Regions from separate parts of the Homo sapiens genome. Here region 2 is linked to region 1. Evidence: chromatin contacts called from ENCODE Hi-C or POLR2A ChIA-PET data. All regions are on one chromosome and are shown on one strand. Each heading gives the region's core, a stretch centred on a gene start or an enhancer-like site at or near the end of the contact. The rest is flanking DNA. Distances are from core to core; before and after follow the strand shown. Region 1 overlaps QKI (QKI, KH domain containing RNA binding). Region 2 overlaps QKI (QKI, KH domain containing RNA binding).

Region 1 (2,883 bases), core at 347-2,846:
CCTAGGTTTTGAATTCTGGCTTATCCTCTTATTGGCTGTATTTGTCAACAGTTGCCACAATAATGCTCCATGATAAAACACTCTAAAACTGGGTGGCTTAAAAATAATAATCATTTATTTCTGTGCTCATGGGTCTGTATGTTGGCTGAGGGTCTACTGGTTAGGGTGAAGCCTAGCTTGATTGAGGCTAACTGGGTGGGTTTAGATCTTCTCCATTTATGTTCCTGCTGGGCCCAGGCTAAAGCGGGCAGTGGCTGCTTAGGGCATGCTCTTATGGCAGGCCACTGGAATGCAAGATCCAAGCCAAACTGCATAAGCAGGTATAAGGCGTCTGCTCTTGTTGCTTTCCATTAGCCCAGTGATTCTCACCTGGTGGCAGTTTTACCTATGGGGACATTTGGCAATACTAGAGATACTTTTGGTGTCTAAACTTGGGAGAGGGGGTACTATTGGCATCTAGTGGGTGGAGTCCAGGGATACTGTTAAACATCCTGTAATGCACAGGGCAGTCAGCCTCCGTGCACCTCCAGCCCCCCAACAAAGAATTACCTGGACCCAAATGTCAGTAGTGCTGAGGTTGAGAAACCCTGCGTTAGTGATACCAAGTCACTTCATTTACAGAGAGAAGGGGACTGAAATAAATATTTGCCGAAAAATAATTGAGATGATCACATTGGCTTTGAGCATATGCTTGCTTTTTAGAATCTGTTTCTTTGTCTATGAAGTTATAAGGTTCACTTCATAGGATTGTTGGGAGGAGTAAAGGTAACAAATGTGTGACATCTGATAGAGCAGGCACTCTGTGGTTTTTGTGATTACACATAAGAAAAATAATCCTGTTCTTGAAGGAGTTCAGTCTTGTGTGAAGGATAAACGATTAAATTATTGAAGACTTTAAGTTTCTCATGCATTCATGAAACTACAGACATGAAAGAACATTGAAGTTATATTTAGACCATCAAATTGTTTATTTGGCTGGTCAGGTTTTCTTGTTTGAATCCATGGAGATGTGTTATAAATGATTATGAATAGAGTTAACTGATTTATTTAAGTAAAAAGTGTTATATTTTGAATGAGTCAGTAATAATTTTGTCATTAAATTTGCCTAGTTATCAATTTCAAGTTGTTAGAAATTGTTCTATAGGATCTGCCAGAGTAGTAGACTTGATAAATATTGGCAAGGTCTAGCTGTTGATGATACTAGTCGTCCTGTTAAATACATGAACAGATTAGATTGGTAAACTGCTTCCTTTGGACATGATGATTAAATTGTAGTGAGACTTCTTGGAGTTTTATGTGAATATAATTCTGATTTTCTGATGTTTTTAAAATGGGATTTAATTTTGACTAATAGCTTTGAAAGGCATCTCTTGGGTCTAGGCCATCATGAATACCCATATTGTCAAAGGTTTTGTAAGACAGACAAATGTCTTTTCAAGGATTGTGTTTTCAGCCTGTAGGATCCCAGCCTGGTTGCTATAGTTAGTAGTTTAGATTCATAATGTTATTCACAGTACACTCCACTGTCTCTCTTATAATAATACATGTTGATGATGGAACACGAGTTGTAAGTTCTCTTTCTGTTTCATTTTCCTGGGTTTGCAAATCAGCTTAGGCTCGTCATAGCTTCTGAGTTAGTTAGCATAGGGTTGTTGTTTGTCAGCAGTCTTGAGAAGTTGGTGTCAAATTGGGTGTTGAGCTGGCGTTTGTTTTAGAGGGATTATGGGGAGAGGGGCCAATTCAGTAAGTTATCTTTCCTTAAAGTCTTTGTTCCTTTGACCATTGCGGCCTTCTTATTGTTGAAGGATCACGAACTTCAGGAGTCTTGATGTACACTACTTTCACTTTCATTCTTCTGAATAACAAATGATATTAAATCAAAATTTAATGATATTCAAAGTCTCCTTTTTCAATACCCAGGTTAACACTTGATTTTTGCCTGAATATGATCATATTTTGTGAGTGAAAATAATAATGCTTTAAAATTACGATCTACACATCTGTCTTTGATAGTTTGTACAGAAATCTATTTAAAGGTAGTTTTTCTCAAAAGGTTAGTACATATTTGTATTCAGTGGAGTTGTGAAGTGATTCAGATTACATATTAAAGTTTTAATTTAGCAGTGTGATTTGATAATATAGGGCATATCTTTATGTTTTAGGTAGGGAAAACTTAATGTATAAGTTCAACTAGATCGGTTTAGTAAAAGCCAATTTATGACTCTTTGTTTTGTTTTGAAGTTTCCTCTTTATTTCACTCTGTAAGGGTATATTTAGGGCCTGTTGTGTACCAAATATTTCATAGGCTTTTTATGGTTTGGGATATACCACATTTCTTAGAATGTTAGTAAATAATTACAGAAAGGGTTACAGGACAGTCTGAAAACAATACATTTTGTTTAGCTGATATTTTTCCAACGTTTAACATTTCTTTAAATAATAAGGCCTCTCTGAGTTTTAAAAATGCAGGCACTTTCTTTTATAAATAATATATTTTAGTATTTGATAGGAACTAGTGCTTAGAAGAACAAAATGAAAGATGGGGTTGTTAGGGAAGAATTATTCAGATTAGACAGAAACGTTTGTCTATGGTTTATCTAAAAAGAGTTTCATGTTAGGATCTACTCTGTTAAAATTACTGCTTCAAAGGACTTATGGATAATTTGATATCTACTCATAGGTGTTCAATCTCCATATCTCTTAAGATTCTTGCTGAAATAGCCAAAGTATGTAATATGGAAATCGAGGAGAAATCTGCTTCTCAGTGCTATCCATATTCCAGGAACATTGAGCTGTTTCTGATAAAGATTAAAGGAAAGCTCAAGGTGATGATCTACTTTCAGCCCAATTTGAGAGAGCAGTGTCTCCGGGAGTAAAATGGCT
Region 2 (2,843 bases), core at 217-2,716, 94 kb after region 1:
AGGTTCCTATTTTTTATCTTCTTTTGTAGAACAAGGCTCTATTAAACTCCCAATTGGTATTTATATGTCCCACCTTCCAGCCCAACCATATCATCTAATAATATCCGTCTAAAATAACAATCAACTTTGGAGGTGTTTTTTTTTTAATCTATAAATTGATGTGGCTCTACTAATGCTAGTATGTAGCCGGAGTTGTGAATCATATAAATCCTTCAGAAGTTTATCATGCCTGTTAAGATTACTATTACTATTAATAAAATCACAGATTGTATCGTATTTAGCATTAGAAGAAGTAAGTACTTATTATTGAGACTTGGCTTTTGTTTTTCTGAGATTGTTACTTTTCAGTGGATCTGTTTATACCTTGTTGAAGAGAGGCAGAACATATTGTCCTAAGGTACAAATCTTTGTTAGTTTTATATAGTTTTAATGGAGGAGGAGCATCATATTTGTGTGTGTTTGAGTGTTTTAAGCTTTTCTGGTTAAATAAAGTGCCTGACACTTTCCCTCTACCTTGCTTTATGTGTGGAAAGTTGTTGATTGGTTACACAGGTATTGAGAACTGAAAAAGGAGAAAGACAGGCTGTAATACAGATTTAGAGACTGCAAAAAAAGCATCTTTTACCCCAGGGCTGGAATAAAAGAGAAGAAAGCCTGTGTAATGATGAAACCAAGACCCTGGCTTGGTGTCTCTCAGCTACTTCAAGAACCTCAGGAGCTCAGAGGGGAGAACCCTAGCTGGCTGCTTCTGGTGTGCATGGAGGGAAGGGGCTGCACGATGAGACTGGTTCTAGAGGTGCTGGGAAAGAAGCATGGAGCCAGGAGACAGCTGCCTCTGGCAAGTGCATAGCTGAAAGGAGCGCACATGGGAAAGAGAACATCTCTTTCCCTCATCCAGCTCTTCAGGGTCGGCTGCTTTACACCCACACTATGCCTCAGTTCTGAGAACCTCACAGAAAACCGGCTGGCAAAGAAGTAGTAGTTGTAGAGCCCTACACTTAAGCATTGGAAAGCATATGGCAGTTCAGTTTGGAACTTAGTAACTGCCACATCATCTTGGAGAAAAACTCAAGAAATATGAAAGCATATTTTTCTACCAGCTGTATAGGATAAGTTGGAATAAGTTGATCAACCAGATGAATATTCAGCTGTGTACCTGACATCTCCACTTAGGTGTTTAAGATAAGTATTTCAGATGTAACCTTTCAAGAGAGAACTTCTGATTCCATATTCCTCAATTTTTATCTCATTACATGGAGCCACCGTCTACTTTATTGCTTAAATCAAGAACCTAAACAACATTGTTCAATTTCTCCTTTTCCCTTACCCTCTGTGTCCAACTGATCATCATGCCTTGTCAGGTTAACATAACTCTTTTCATCTCTGTTACAACCTCTACCCCAGTCCAGTTCATCCTCTCTGTTGCCTGGACAATGTTAAAGCTCATGACCTATCTCAGTAATCACGCTGGCGCCCCCAGCAGTCCATCCACAAAATAGCACAGTGAGGCTTTAAAGACAAATCCTTTTTTGTCACTTCCCTCTCATAAACCCCTTTGTTTAAGTCAATCAAATTATCTGTCATCTTCTGTCTGCCAAAGCTGTCGGAGCAGATCAAGGTGGTAATTGGCATCAAAATTCTTCATAAAATGTGGTCACTCATCATTTTTTCTTTTCTCTGATATTTGTTATTCTTCAATTAAATTAGTCATGTATTTTTTTGTTTGGAAAACCTTTTCTACCCATTATTTCAAATTTATAGAAAACTAATTCATTTTTTAAAATATGTTGAGCACATTCATTTTTGCAAGGCTTTGGGGGTTACAAGGAACATGGGTTTATTGGTTATTGGTTAGTTTATGGATACAATTCATGATAAATTTCTTTAAAAATCAAAAAATAGAAAAACTGAGATAGCACATGGCTATATATGATTGATCACCCCAAAAATAAGCAGCATGAATTTATAAAAGCAAGACCAGTATGCGTGAGAGTTCTTAGAAAAGCCTGCACTCAGGAGAATCGCTTGAACCAGGGAGTTGGAGGTTGCAGTGAGCCAAGATCACGCCACAGCACTGAAGCCTAGCGACAGAGCGAAACTCCAGCTCAAAAAAAAAAAAAAAAAAAAAGCCTGCACTCTGAGAGAAAACGATGATCTGTGTTATTGAGGAACACATAGGATGCTTCCAATAGGAGCCTAACTTGGAGAGGAAAGTACCAGGTCTACTCGGGGATTGTGGACAGATGATTTTGACTAATGCAAAACATTTGCAAGCAAGGTTGCTCATGTAAACTGTTCAATGCCCTGAATGCTGGAGAATTTGGGCCTTTGTGATAGGCAGTGGTTCGAATTATTTTTTTAGTTGACATAGTTTTAATGATTTGGAAATACACATTTGTTTCAGCTCTCTGGTGATTACTTTGTTGTAGTTTTTTTTTAAAAGTATATAGATCTAAAAATACTAAATAAACATGATTTTCTTACTTTCTAACATGTGGTCTGATGAATTCAAAAGATACTTCCACTTAAAGGCATCATAAGACTGGAGAAGGTATAATGTAATGGTTAAACATGAGGACTTTGAATCAGGTATTCTGGGTTGGAAGCCAGGTTTGCAATGTGAACTTTTGTGGCTTTGGATAAGCTGCCTACCCTGCCTGAGCCTCAGGGATAATGCACTGCCAATACCACACATTTGTTAGGAAGCGTAAATGATTGGATAATGAAGATCTAGTGTCTAAGTCTAGAAAAGTTGAACAATGTATAAATTACATTAAACGTGACCTGTTTGTATCCTTTTAACATAGCTGTTAAACATAGTTGATGATGGCTGGGCACAGTGG

Evidence for each region. Hi-C counts contacts between places; a loop is a spot of excess contacts on that map. ChIA-PET counts read pairs that join two places held with the same protein, here RNA polymerase II (POLR2A). Pooled maps may share reads with other maps.
Region 2: a loop to region 1 is called in a pooled map, with 5 times the contacts of the local background. The contact joins two enhancer-like sites. A Hi-C loop is called at or near these places in 4 of 50 pooled maps. POLR2A ChIA-PET finds 5 or more read pairs at or near these places in 2 of 52 experiments (BJ and T-cell).

The regions. Positions count from the first base shown.
Region 1 is chr6:163,458,920-163,461,802 of GRCh38, forward strand. All of the region lies in intron 2 of QKI (QKI, KH domain containing RNA binding), which reads left to right. Among named protein-coding and RNA genes, the nearest start is that of QKI, 46 kb to the left of the region's middle. RefSeq lists an enhancer at 1,463-1,692. Within about 2 kb of position 1,597, at least 7 of the 41 ENCODE cell types and tissues checked have a DNase peak (open chromatin) inside an H3K27ac peak, as active enhancers do.
Region 2 is chr6:163,553,403-163,556,245 of GRCh38, forward strand. All of the region lies in intron 4 of QKI (QKI, KH domain containing RNA binding), which reads left to right. Among named protein-coding and RNA genes, the nearest start is that of QKI, 140 kb to the left of the region's middle. Within about 2 kb of position 1,467, at least 5 of the 41 ENCODE cell types and tissues checked have a DNase peak (open chromatin) inside an H3K27ac peak, as active enhancers do.